3 separate regions of the Homo sapiens genome follow, and regions 2 and 3 are each linked to region 1. Evidence: chromatin contacts called from ENCODE Hi-C or POLR2A ChIA-PET data. All regions are on one chromosome and are shown on one strand. Each heading gives the region's core, a stretch centred on a gene start or an enhancer-like site at or near the end of the contact. The rest is flanking DNA. Distances are from core to core; before and after follow the strand shown.

Evidence for each region. Hi-C counts contacts between places; a loop is a spot of excess contacts on that map. ChIA-PET counts read pairs that join two places held with the same protein, here RNA polymerase II (POLR2A). Pooled maps may share reads with other maps.
Region 2: a loop to region 1 is called in a map of PC-3, with 6 times the contacts of the local background. The contact joins two enhancer-like sites. A Hi-C loop is called at or near these places in 1 of 168 maps with a recorded cell type or tissue (PC-3), 2 of 37 single-sample maps with no recorded cell type and 3 of 50 pooled maps. POLR2A ChIA-PET finds 5 or more read pairs at or near these places in 1 of 52 experiments (BJ).
Region 3: a map with no recorded cell type shows a loop between it and region 1 (12-fold over the local background). The contact joins two enhancer-like sites. A Hi-C loop is called at or near these places in 2 of 37 single-sample maps with no recorded cell type and 2 of 50 pooled maps. POLR2A ChIA-PET finds 5 or more read pairs at or near these places in 1 of 52 experiments (activated T-cell).

What each region holds. Positions count from the first base shown.
Region 1 is chr6:44,732,075-44,736,692 of GRCh38, reverse strand. All of the region lies in intron 1 of LOC101929770 (a long non-coding RNA gene), which reads right to left. Among named protein-coding and RNA genes, the nearest start is that of MIR4642, 300 kb to the right of the region's middle. RefSeq lists enhancers at 696-745, 986-1,075. Within about 2 kb of position 2,677, at least 3 of the 41 ENCODE cell types and tissues checked have a DNase peak (open chromatin) inside an H3K27ac peak, as active enhancers do.
Region 2 is chr6:45,920,843-45,925,460 of GRCh38, reverse strand. The region is part of intron 4 of CLIC5 (chloride intracellular channel 5); the gene reads left to right. Among named protein-coding and RNA genes, the nearest start is that of CLIC5, 93 kb to the left of the region's middle. RefSeq lists an enhancer at 1,006-1,155. Within about 2 kb of position 2,525, at least 2 of the 41 ENCODE cell types and tissues checked have a DNase peak (open chromatin) inside an H3K27ac peak, as active enhancers do.
Region 3 is chr6:45,829,473-45,834,090 of GRCh38, reverse strand. No RefSeq gene overlaps it. Among named protein-coding and RNA genes, the nearest start is that of CLIC5, 180 kb to the left of the region's middle. Within about 2 kb of position 2,555, at least 2 of the 41 ENCODE cell types and tissues checked have a DNase peak (open chromatin) inside an H3K27ac peak, as active enhancers do.

The DNA of each region.
Region 1 (4,618 bases), core at 1,428-3,927:
AATTCCATTCCTTTTTATGGCTGAATAGTAGTATTTCTTTGTATGTATATACTACACCTTGTGTAGCCATTCATCTGCTGATGGACAACTGTGCCCACCTTTGGCTAGTGTGAATAATGCTCCTATAAGCATGTACGCCCAAGTATTTGTTTGAGTCCTTGCTTTCAATTCTTTTGGGCATATGCCTAGGAGGGGAGTTGCCGGGTCATATAGTAATTCTATATAATATACTTTTGAGGAATGGCCAAACTTCTTTCCGCAGGGCTGCATCACTTTACATTCCCACCAGTGGAAAGGTTCTGAGAATCCTCAGACAGATAGATAGTGGTAGGGGATGCATCTGATGGTTTTGTTTGAGTCAGGGTTAGGGGAGGCTGAGCTGGAGCTACTACCTGGTGCTCTCGTGGCACCCAAGTCCTCCGCCATTCCTAGAGCCCAGAACCGTGTGCGGCTCAGAGCAGGTCCTCAGAATTGAGGTGTAAAGGAAGCAGTGAAGACTAGGAAGATGGTCACAATGATGATCCTGGGTCGCAGAGTCCTGAGACACCACAGTCACACCGTGAAAGTCAAGGCTGAGACCTGAGACTACACAGGCTTCCCCACTCGGGCTCCTGCAGATAGCAGGCTGGGAGCTGCACTCCTTTGCAGATACCATTACTGGAGATAGGACTGCAACATGAAATGATGAAAATGTAAAACATCAGGGAACATGCTGTAAATCACTTATTTGCAACCTGCTGCCTCCCAGACATGCCCGATCGGAGTGAGATGCTGCAGCAGCTCGGGATTTCCACATGGCCTAGACCAGGTTTTCCTTCAGGTGCCAAGACCCTGACCTAAGAACTGAAACCATGTGGGGAAAACACCTTGGGGGCCTGACTCATCCTGTCCTCCAGCCGAAAGCATCGTCCCTGAGTCTTCTCCTGGCATCGAGCCCACCAGCCCCAGGCCTTGGGAAAACCCCTTTGCCCCTCCATGCCTGTGTTTTCCCAATTTGAGAAATGATGATGCCTTGGCTTGAACAGCCTCCCAGGCTCCCCAGCAGATTCCAGATGTATCTTTGATTCGTGGAATTTACCCATAGTCTTGGCTCTCCTCATCTGGTCTCAGTGAAAAAAAATCAAGAAACAAAGAAAAGAAGTGGCCAGTTCCACAAGGCCCTATGAACAGGCTTCTCAGGGCCAGTGTCAGCAGCAAGGCTCCTGAGGCCAGGGGTCCTGCCATCCACCTGCACTGGCCCAGATGGGAAAAGGGGCTGCTCAGGAATGTGTAGGGTTTCAAGCACAACTGGCATTCCTTCAAGTGTGCAGTATGAGGTATGGCCCCTTAGAAGCAAAACCCACACTGAAAATCAAACTAAGAGAGAAAGTGAAATGATGGGCTGTCTGCCTGCTTTCCCAAGCACTCCCCTCAGGACACCTTTAAATGCTTTAAGTGGAACTGTGTCTCTGCACACTTTTGCAGTTTCATGTATACTGTCTGAAGCAGAGGTTAATGTATATAGCCTTGTTGCAACTGGGTGGACTTTCTCAGTTCCCTGGTTGCTTGGCCACCAAAGCAAGCCCCGAGCAGGAGGGTGGAGGGCAGTAAGAGAAAGAGCATGGGATTTGGGGTCTCAGAGGATCTGCAAACCACAGCTGAGCTGTGGCTAACACCAGCGCCAGTGATGGAGGAGCTATAAATCTTGTGTGCCCTCCAGCGAGCCCTTCTCACCTCTGGGCCTCAGTTTCCTCCTTTCAACAGTGAGAACATCAGACCAGATGACCCTCCGGGTTGCTCCAATGTTCTAGGCAGTGGACCTTCATGGAGCAACTGAATATTCATGAAGTTGTGAGCAGGCCAGTCCTAGCCAGAGCCAAGCAGATGCACTAGCAAGACCCCCTCCCACCCATTAAAGAGTAATGATGGTGTGTCACAGTCCATCGGCTGAGTAGGCCACTCAATTCTCCATCTCATCTACCTTCTTTGATCTGAAGGTCACACAAATGGTTCCCCTTTAAGTGCATGGAGAATACTGTCCTGCCATAGGAACAGCATTTAACAAAGCTGGGGGCCCGAGGTGCCCAAAACCATCATCATAATAAAGTAAAAGATCAATGTATCCAACAATGCCACCCCTGTTTGCCAAATTTATCAGCCACAACAGCTTTGCTGTGAGGTGAAATGTTGGGGGCTGGGTTGGGGAAATCAGTCGCCTTTCCTTACTATGCAGCAGTTTAGCCATAATTCTTCTTCAGATTTACTTCCTGTAGCAGTCTTGTCTCCTCAGATTCTCATTTCTTAGAATCCTTTCATGATTATCCCATAGTGCCTAGAACAGGGCTGGGCACACAGTGGGTACTTAATAAGTATATATGGATCTGTTTTCAGGCGTGTCCAGGAAAAGAAGACTAGTATTTCAGTTACCTGTGGCTGCAGAACAAACTACCAATTTAGTGGCTTATAACAACGATTTATGATTTCTCATGAATCTGTGTTGACTGGATTCAGCTGGGTGGTTTGGCAGGGCTCATTTAGCAGCTGCTTTCATCTGGAAGCTTGTTTGAAGCTGGAATGTCCAAGATGGCCTCTTATCCTCCAGAGCTTCTCTCCCATGTCCCTGCATTATCCACTGGCCTAGTCTGGACTTCCTTTTAGCAGCAGGGTGGCTGGGTTCCAAGAGGAACTGTTCTAAGAAGACAAGCCTAGTGCGCAAGCACTCATAAAGCCACGGCTTGGATCATGCTTGTTAATATCCTTTTGGCCAAAGAAAGCCACATGGCAAACTCCAGAGTCAATGCAGGAGCGACCACACAAAAGTGTGACTTCTAAGAGACATAGTTCATTGAATGCCACAAAGCAATGACCTACCACAGCTGGTGAATCCCCTCTGCCCCCTTCGATGGGGATAGAGCCATGATACCCTGAGCCATCCTCTACCCTCCCAGAAAAGTAGAAGACAGGACAGGTTTCTCAGTGGAAAACCATCCTCCAGAGCATGTGAGGAAGTCAAGTCACCCACTGCCAAGTTAGGGAGGGAAGGTTCCTTGAGTCCCATCATGGTCATGCTCAAAATCTAGCAAAAGCTGGACTGTCTTTTCAGATCCTGGGGGACAAGTGGAACCTGTCACTTGCATTCATTCACTGAATATAGTACCTGAGCACTACCATCATGGAGCACTTGGGATCAAGGTGTATCAAGGGAACCTCTGCTACCAATAGCAGGAGAGGAACACATGCATTTCCACGCATGTCCTTGTTGGCCATGGGGATTGTCTTTTTCCACTGGGGAGTAATAATGTGGTGCAGTGGTTAATTGCATGGACCCTGTTGGCAGATGGCTTGGCTTCAGATTCTAGCTCTGCCACATACCAACTCTGCTGACCTGGGCAACCTGCCCAGCCCTCCTGAGCTATGGTTCCCGTGTCTAAATTCTCGTGAGGGTTAAATCACTTAATCCATGAAAAGCACTCAGAACAGAGGTTGGCATAAAATAAGCACCAGGCAAGCATTTGCTAATATTATTCATGAGTAACCCTTACATAAAGAATTCTTTTTTCAAATTACAAACCTAATATATACTCGATGTAAAAACAAACCAACCTTGCAATATCTGAAAAAAGAAAAAAGGGAAAACCCACTCACACAATTCCTCAACCCGAAAAGAATCCTCTTCACCTCCTGGCATGCACACTTAGTGTTTTCCTATGAAATATGTACACATAGCCATTCTTTTCATTACAAAAAATTGTCATACTGTTTGTAGCCTGCCAGTTAAAATGTAATAATATGTCAAAAATGTTGGCCATAAATATTAATCTACAATTTGATTTTACTATCAGCATGTATTTAATGATGTAATCTATCCTTTCCTGTGGGATATTTATATGATCTGTGATTTTTCACAAATAGAAGTAATGCTGTGATACATATCCTCATACGCATCCCTCATTATGTCTTCAGAATAAGTTCCTAGAAGAGGAAAATGCTGGGTTTGAATGGAATGCCTACCTGCAGGGTTGATTCAGATGCTGCTGTCCTGGCCTGGAGAGAATGAGTGTGCCTGGAAGGCATAGTAGGAGAGGAACATGTACCTGTCCTCCATGTCCTTGTCGGCCATGGGGATTGTTTTTTCTCACTAGGGAGTTATAGTATCAGCCTCTAGGCCAGGAACATTCTGCTGTGGTGTGGCTTCTCCTCTGCCGCAAGTAAGGCCAGAGCCGCCTTTAGAGCCTGTGGAGGCCAAAGCAACTCCATCTTGGAAGCTACCCACCATGTTGACTTCTGATTATCCGCAGTTCTGGGACGGCCTCTAAGATTTCCAGCATATCCATTGTTCCTTGTGTAAGAGCAAGTACTTACTATAAATCCTGCCCTTAGGTCAACCTTGATGTTATCATACTTCAACTGTCCTACACTTCCCTTCTGAACCACCCCTCCCCTGTGGTATATAAGCCCTGGGTCTGGAGGGTAATGGCACGTGGATCCACCATCTCCTCTCACTGCCACCTGAGACATAAACATGGTTTGTTTTCTTAAGTCTCTATTAAATGTTTCTAAGAAACTGGATTTGTCAGCCTCTTTCTTCAGCCTCTCAGCTTCTTCAGACTTTGGGGGTGGGATTGCATAGACCTGCCCA
Region 2 (4,618 bases), core at 1,276-3,775, 1.2 Mb before region 1:
CCTGTAGTCCCAGCTACTTGGGAGGCTGAGGCAGAAGAATTGCTTGAGCCAGGGAGATGGAGTTTGCAGTGAGCTGAGATCGCACCATTGCATTCCAGCCTGGGTGACAGAGCGAGACTCTATCTCAAAAAAAAAAAAAAAAAGCGGAATAATGACATGTTGGCATGTTGGCAATACCTATGTATATTGGCAAATGTTGTGTTTGGCTGTTTGTAATAGAAGCCTGACTACAGTGGCTAAAGCAAACATGTATTTTATTAGCAAAACCTATATAGCATTTTACTATGAACCATGCCCTGTTCTAAGCACTCTTGATAAATGTTTACTTCTTAAGAGGAATTTGCTTTTCTCACATGACAAGAAGTCCAGAGAGTAGAGAGTTCCAGGCAAATGTAGTTGCTGAAAGAAGTCGAGAATTGAGCTGCTGCTTAGAGCTCCTAATTCTCCATCTTTCGTGTGTGACTTTCATTCTTGTTTCACAGGATGGTTGCTCCACCCCCAAACATCACATCCGCATTCCAGACAATGCCAGCCGCATCTATCTTATCTTTCCCAGAAGCCCATTGATTAATTTCTACCGATATCTCTTTAGCCAGAACTTGGTTATTTGGCCTTCTGTAGCTGAAATTCTGGGAATCTAGGAAGATGAGTATTTTTGATAGGGCACATTGCTACCCTGAAAATATATATATATATGGGCTCTGTCTTCTACTAGTAACAAATAAAAGGAGACTGAATTCTTGTATATTCAATTCTTATATATTCACTTTCAAGTTAAGGTGATATTTTTTCTCTCTCTGGTGAAAATACCTGTCCTAGCCATTGCCAAAAAGGACACACTATTTTAAATTCTCCTTTGGTGCTGGAAAAATCTGAGTCATTTACCCCCTACTAGATTTCAGGAAACAGAAGTATAAAATTGCACATTTAATTTGCTACACACTTCAAACTTTAGGAGATGCAAGACTCATGTAGTAAAAGCTGTGCAACTCAAACATCCAATGGGTAGCTTCTCCCCACAAACTGTAATTTTTGCTGGGGCACATTAGGGTATCCAGGGAACTGCTCTGAGCAAGGGGGAGGGAGGTCCAGGTGTACTTGTAGCATATCTGGGGAATTCTGTGTAAGTATCAGTCACCCCCAACCTTTAAGGTTGCCCCATTTCACATCTGTTATGATGAAGGCTTTCGGCTGGGGGACTGTGGTTCTGGCTGTAGAGTCAGAATGAAAGGAACAGCTGAATATCCCTGTTCATGTCAGCATTTCAGGGCAGAGGATGAGTCAAGCACGATGTTTACTGAGCAGAGCCAGAGGCAAGAGCCACTTTTTTCTTGCAGCTCTAAGAATTTTTTGTTGCTTTTTTTGTATGCTTTGTTTCTCATACATCAGCATCATCATGCGTTGCACATACACATTGTACATAACAACTGCTTACAGCATGCCGGGCACTGTACTAAGCCCTCTGCAGGTGATGACTCAATTATTGCTCCCAGCAACCCTCTAAGGTATGCCATGTTATGATCTCCACTTTGCAGAGAAGGAAACAAGCACCGGTTAAGCAACCTGCCCAAGCTAGTATGTGTCAGGGTCAGGACCCCAGCCCAGGCAGCTGGTCCCATGATCTGTGCTCTTGACTTGCGTATATTAACATTTAATATAATCCACTATTTAATATGTATGTAGTGCTGAATTAAACAAGAGTGTGTCATTTAGGAAATGGTGATCAAATCAGTTCACGATCCGATGAATACTCAATGAATGACTACCATGTGTATTTCCTTAAATATACTCAACACTTCCCACCTTCCCCATCAGGGTCCTCACCCAGCAATCCATGTGGGGAAAGGGGCACAAAGTTGGCCCACAGTGGGCACCGAATAGATGCCTGTTTAACAAATAAAAGAATGGGCAACTGGAAGAGAATTTGTAGGATATTCACAGAATCACCAAATCCAGTAATTATTTCAGTCTAGCATTGCAGTGGCACAGAGGCAGTTTTTAAGTTTGTGAATGGCTCTTATGTAAAAGATGTGGCTATTTGAGGATGAAACAAGACAAAATGTGGTGAATGTACTTCAGCCTAAGTGTTTTGGGGGAGGGAGAATTGAGAAAAATCTCTAGGTCTAAACGCTGGAACGGATGACTGATAAAGTTAGAATCTCTCTTAACCAGCTCATTCTAAGTGTGTGAGCATCCGCATTAAACCTAATCTATGGCCTGATACTTAAAAATAACCTGTTATAAAGTAACCATAAAAAAACTCACAGATTTCAGCCTGATTCATTTGGCCACATAAACTACAATCAGCATTAATAGCTTCCGTCAGCATTTATGCCGTACTTTCTATTAGCACGATGGGTTCTACAATCATTTATGAGTTTCTGGAAAGTCTAATAGAAAACACACGTACATGTTCTCTGTGGAAAATACACAATAGGTTTTTGGGGAGTTTTTTGTTTGTTTGTTTGTTTGCTCAGGGATAAGCCAGAAGGTGTCGCCACTGCCCCATGGCTAAAGTCTGGGCCGGGTTCCCTAACCAGAACTTCTCCCCTGATCACTCCTGAGCTCGCTAGCTCTGCAGCTTCCTCCCACATTCAGTCAGTCTCTCTCTCTCTCTCTCTCTCTATCTCTCTCTCTTTCTCTCTCTCTCTCTTCCTCCCTTCTCCTGTTGATAAATAAACATTCAGGCAGCTTACATGCTACAGATGAGTACACAAAAGGAAACTTAATTCGAAGACCTAAGTGATAATCTTTCTCTTCAAATCTACTGTGGCTTTTAAGAGGTTTAGAAAATTATTTGGATCTGGAGTCCCTACCTCCCTTCATACTTTAAGAAAATATTATACTAAAGGCATGCTAAAGTTGTCCTAAATGTTTACCATGCTGGTGTTTTAAACATAGCCAAATACTGGCCAAAGTCTCTTGCCTTTAAAAAAAATATGCATTTTGTTGTTGTACTAATACTTCTGAACATACGCCAAATATAAGGGTGATTTGTGGAGCTGTATTAAATAAAAAGATGCTTCTTTATAAGAATCCCCTATAGAGCTTGGGGAAGCAGCTATGTGGAGAATCTGTGTCTTCCTTAAGAAAGTTTCTGAATTCCTTGGAAATACATCAGAAAACACCCCATTCTCCCCACCACAGAGGAGGGTGGGCAACCAACAGTGTCCTATATCCCAACCCACCATAATTGTAAGACTTAAACGCTATCTTTCAAATAAAGAATCATTTACTGGCTTCTTACTGGAAAGAACTATAGGAGCTTGTCATTTAATTCATCCTCCCCTCTGAGGCTGAAATTCTTTCTAGAACAAACAAATAATACCCATGGCACCACGTGCTGCACACTCTCTGTAGCCCAGCTGACGCCACACGAGGGAACAGTGGGGAATCTGTTGAAGTTGCCATTGCATTTTGCTTTCTCATAAACCGCTGTTTGTCTTTCTGCCTTTCCTGTTTTTAGCAGTGCCTAGAAACGGAGGCCTGGGAATTGCCTCCCCCATGTGAGCCCCTGGGTTGTTCACACCCAGGGCCAATTTGACAACATCCTCCTCTCTGGCTATGAGGCCAAGTCCAGTGTTCTTGGTTCAGTGCCAAAGGTGGACATGAACTCTCTAAACTGTCAAACTAAGAAAATGTGACACACCCATGTGGCCTGGAGAGAGCAAAGCCAAACCCAAAGAGATGCTTCCAGGCAACTTTAGATCCCTAACATGTTAGGAAAGTCAAGAGCAAGCTTCATCCTGCAAGCTCTCCAGGATTCTCCTTGGACCTGGAACATGCTAGGATGTTCAGATAAACTTCACTTCAGACACTGAATTTCTGCCTTGAGCTATCTCTTCTCTCATCTTTCTCTCGGTGTCTTCTTCCCCTTCATCCTCTCATAAACCCAAGTTCTATAGCTGTAATAATAATAATAGCAGTTAACTTTAATCAAGTCTCACTCTGCACCAGACACTAGATGATGTGAACCTGTGAACAAGCATAACTGAGGATTCAAACCCAAATCTCTTATGGCAGAGTGAATGTGCTGCTCTGCTACTGTGTTTGTTATCAGAAGCCATGGCTCCCCGACATACTCGACCCAGATTCTCTGTTTCTTCCTTGATGAAACCAGTGACATGCAAACATAGCCAGAGGGCCCAGGCACAGCAGAGAGCGTCCCATCAGACCTGATAGAAAGTCCCCTTCCCATCTTCTAAAACCTTGCTGCCATTTCTGACTTCATGTGGTCTAAGAATCTGGTGTAGACATTATTTAAAAGACAAAGGGACCTGAAAATCAGCCCCCCCTTACCTGCCATGAGTCCTAGAAAGGTCACTGCGGATGAGAAAACCCCAGTTTCCACCTGCTTTATAATTTTGCCTTTGTGTGGTCATTCATACTCATATAACCTAACTGTAACTGGGCTACTGTTCTCTTTCTTTAAGGACTTTGGCAACTGAGAAAAAAGCTACATGACTCATTTCTAAAACCTGAAAGATGAATGCAGATCTTTATGTAAAGTTTTCTGGTGGGGGAGGGGATTGGTTACACTGCCCATCACAGAGCTGAACATCCTCAAAATCCCCTTAGAATATCTTTGCCTCTCCTCAAAATTGAGCTCGTTATAGCA
Region 3 (4,618 bases), core at 1,306-3,805, 1.1 Mb before region 1:
GAAGGAAATGTTACAGCTCAGAAAAGGGAGGTGGGAAGGTGGTGAGGGCCGGGGAGTGCGGGTGTGCTGTTGTCGGATATTCCAGCGCCTGCCTGTGTCAGGACGGTTCCAGGCCCAGTGAGGTATGGAGGAACCAAACAGATGTTCTCAGCCCTAGCAGCACCTCCATTCCCATCACAAGCCAATAGATTCCTCCTAACAGTTAACAAATCCCAAAGTGAAGATTTAAGTAGGTTGTTTAATACCTATAAAAGTAGCCACAAGAATGAATGAGGATAATAGCAGTGTGTACAAAAATCCATGGAAGACATGAGACAGTGTAAAGTTGCTAAAAATCCCTGTCATAGTAGGGGGAGTGGATACAGTTTAAATAGGACAATTTCAAGAAATAGATTATAAAGGAATTATCTAAGGTTGTGGTGGGAATTACCAGAAGTAAAAAGACATGGTCAAGGAGTGTACATCCAGGGCATGAGCTCAGAGCTGGGGCAGAGAGACATACTCTCCAACAGCCCTTGCCACATTTTGTTCATGTGTATGCATTACTGTTATAAATAAATTAAGGTAAATGATTAAAAAGCAACTTCACCTACCCCAGGAGGAATGTGAGGTGGATATTATCATTCCCATTCTCATTTTATATGTGAAGAAATAGTAGGCCGGGCGCGGTGGCTCATGCCTATAATCCCAGCACTTTGGGAGGCCGAGGTGGGCGGATCACCTGAGGTTGGGAATTCAAGACCAACCTGACCAACATGGAGAAACCCCGTCTCTACTAAAAATACAAAATTAGCTGGGTGTGGTGGCACATGCCTGCAATACCAGCTACTTAGGAGGCTGAGGCAGGAGAATCACTTGAACCCAGGAGACGGAGGTTGCGATGAGCCGAGATCATGCCATTGCACTCCAGCCTGGGCAACAAGAGTGAAACTCCATCTCAAAAGAGAGAGAAAAGAAAGAAAGAAATAGTAGCCCAGCCCTGTTGTGTGATTAGAAACCAAGTCTCCTGATCATTGGCTTCAAATTCCGCCTGCACAACCCAAAACCTTCTGCTTTTGGATGCAGACTGACTAGGGTTGGAATGCTCAAGTGACTGCTGTGAACCTTGAGCAGCTCACTGTTCATCTTTGAAAATAGGGAGAATACAACTACTACCCCTCCCTGGGTTACGCTAATCACATAGCACAGGGCCTGGTACAAAACAGGCCCTCAAAAATGTCAGTTTCAGCCAGGCGTAGTGGCTCATGCCTATAATTCCAGCATGTTGAGAAGCCAAGGTGGCTTGAGCCCAGGAATTCGAGACCAGCCTAGACAACCTGGAGAAATCCCATCTCTACTAAAAGTAGAAAAATTAGCTGGGCATAGTGGCACAGGCCTGTAGTCCCAGCTACTTGGGAGGCTGAAGTGGGTGGATGGTTTGAGTCTGGGTGATCAAGGCTGCAGTAATCAGAGATCTTGCTACTGCACTCCAGACTGGGAAACAGAGCGAGACCCTGTCTCAAAAAAACAAAACAAAAAACAAACAAACAAAAACTGTCAGTTTCCTCTCTTTATGTTTAGTTTTAAACCCATCCAAAATTTGGAACATTAATATCATTTGTTGATCAGGTTGTCTTTCTTCTCATTTCATGTGATGTATCACGAATTCCGACTAAATTTAAAGCAATTCATTCTCGGCCATATCAAAGGATTTGTCACAACTTAGCGAGGTAGAAAATGTCAAGTTTAAAACATGTGGCAGGAAGATGTGACTTCATGGACACACACAATCAATGGTCCAAGTAGGTGAGTGTTTGTGGTTGTGGGGTGAGGGGTACTGGGAAGGGTTTTACTTTCAGTTCCCTGAATACCTGTTTCCCACTCACCACACTGAGAGGTCACCCTTAGAGTCACTCCTTTGCACCTGGAAGAATTGTGGATCTCCCTGGTTCCCTGTGAAAAAGTCTAAGTGTCCCCAGGCATAGAAAAAGCAGCTGTACAGCTTAGAGAACAGTATACTGGGACTAGACCACTGGAGAACGGCCTGGGAACAGATAGGGGAGGAGAAAGAGGGAGGAAAACAGAGAAGCACTGAAGGAGAAGGCACCAGGGACAAGGGACAATTCCCCCAGATCCACGGCTTTCTTCTGCTTGTTATAACCCATGAGAAGCAGAACATCCTCCCAAAGACACTGCATCATTGGCACACAGTATATGCTAGGTTGGCACTCTACTAATGCTTCACGGCATTTGCACATTTAATTATCACAACAATCCCATCAGGTTGTCACTATTATTCTTCCCATTTTACAGCTTAAGAAACTGAGACACAGAGAGGCTAAGTGTCATATCCAAGTCACAGGGCTGTGTGATAGAGCCTGGAAATGAGCCCAAGAAGCTTGACTCCAATGTCAAACTCTGCACCACCACATTAGAAACACACTCCCCACGCAGAAACACACACACACACACACACACACACACACACACACACACTGTGGGAGGACTCTCAGGGAACTCCTGCTTTCACAGACTGCTAGGTGCCAAGTTCTGCTTTTTAGAGCCAGTGAGATAAGGAGAACTTGCTCTATTTCATGTAAGAAAGCTTATCTGTTACTAACATAGTAGATTTATCCTCTGTCAATCCAGAAGAAAGAACTAGACCTGAAGGGTGGAGCTTGTAGGAAGAAGACAGTAGTTCAACATAAGCAGTATAAAAAGAAGGGCTGCTGTGATAGGTAATGAGCTACCAGTCAGTGGACGTGTTTTTGGTTTGGCAGCTGCAGTCTAGGAATGAGCAGATGGTCTACATCCTGGGGACGAGATTGGAAGAGATGAGAACCAAAGCCCCTCCCAGCCCAGGCAGTCAATCTGAACACACTTCTCCAGACCTGCTGTTGCAAAGCAGTGTGCCGAATCAACAGGAGATGCATGTTAAATAAAACCCGACCCAGCCTCTCAAAAGTTTACAGTGAGATTCTCAGGTTTTCCAATATCATCTTCATAGAGTTCCTGGAGGAATTTAAGAAAGTACAGTGAAGATTCATTCCTTTCATCTCCTAAGGGTAAGTCCGTTCTGACCTGCCCAATAACCCTTTCTCTTCTCTGTCTGCTTCCGGAGAGCACTGTGAGAAGTCAGTCTTCTTTAAAAAAAAAAAAAAAAAAAAGTAAGAAAGAAAAAAAGAAAGACACATATATGATATGTTCTACATCTTTGCCTCTGAAGAGGAAATGCTCTGTGTTACTGTAAATAATAATTTGCAGGTCAGTGAAGGTTGTTAAATGCCCCTGATACCTTTTCTCACTTCCCTCCAGACTCTCGTAATTACTATTGCTCTGAACCCAGCGGGCAAGATGCACATTTCTCTGTCCAGGAAATGACAGCAGCAGTGTGGTACCCTCTTCTCACTTCGGGGAAAGACTGTGTATCTGCATATTGAGCCTGTCCAGAGTCCGTGTCAGAGCCGGGTATGTGCCTGCCTGGAAATAGCTGCATGGAAATGCAGGAAGTGGTTGCCCAAAAGACCTGAGGCTGCAGGTCATAGCCCCTGGGTTCTAAAGCTGGCTCTACCACAAGCTGCGTGACCTCAGACAAGTCACAAAATCTTCTGGGACTCTGTTTCTTCATCCGTAAAGCCAAGAACACAGCACTTACCATGACTCATAAATACTAATATATAATGAGAACTCATTCTTTTATTCAATATCTCATTCAAACACATATGAATCATCACTAAGGACCAGGCACTGTTTTAGTCCCCGGGGGTGCAGTAGTAAACAAAACAGCGAAAGTCTCCCTCTCCCTGGAGTTCCACTGGGAGAAGCAGATAAATAAATGAATAAACAAAACATATGGGATTTCTAAGGGCTTTGGCAAAAAGCAAAGCCTAGAAGGGTTAGGAGGAGTGCTGAGGAAAAAAAAGGGGTGTCTCTAAGAGGGTGCCATTGAGATATAGGCTCAAAGGAGGTAAGAAGGTGAGCTGAGAGATCACTGGGGAAAGAGTAATCCAGGTAGTGGAGTAGCCAGTGCAAAGGCCCTGAGGCCAGAGTGGCTGAAGCAGAGCAACTGGGAGGGATGCAGACTGGATTCAGAAGGACGTGGAATTGAATAGGGTAGGCCTTGCAAGGCTTTGGGCTTCTCTGAGACAGGAGCCACTGGAGAGTGTTGAGCAGAGGAGTGACATAACCTGCCTGGGGTTTTAAAAGAATCTCTCCAGCTTCTGTGTTTAAAAAAAGAGAATCAAATAACATATTTCCCAAAGTGTTTTGAAAAACACAAAAGTACAACATGAAAATGAAGCACAGTAAAAACTCAGTCCTCCAAGCTCCTCAGAAAAAAGTTGTTCTGGAGACCAGGTGTGGTAGATTAAATACAGCCACAAGTTCGTTGTCACTTTCCCCACTGAGAGCTCAAATTTATTTCCCCTCCCTTCACCTGGTTTGTCCTGCAGCTGCTTATCAAATATGGCCAGAGTATTGCTGTGCCAAATCCAGGCCCAGCCTTTTAGGGGACTGGCAATTTCCTCTCTTTTCCGCTTGGAATTCTCACTCTTGGGACTGCTCTTCTCAGAACCCAGCTGCTATCCATGGAGAGGCCATGTGCAGGTACTCTGGGTGCAGCCCCAGGAGGGCTCCCAGA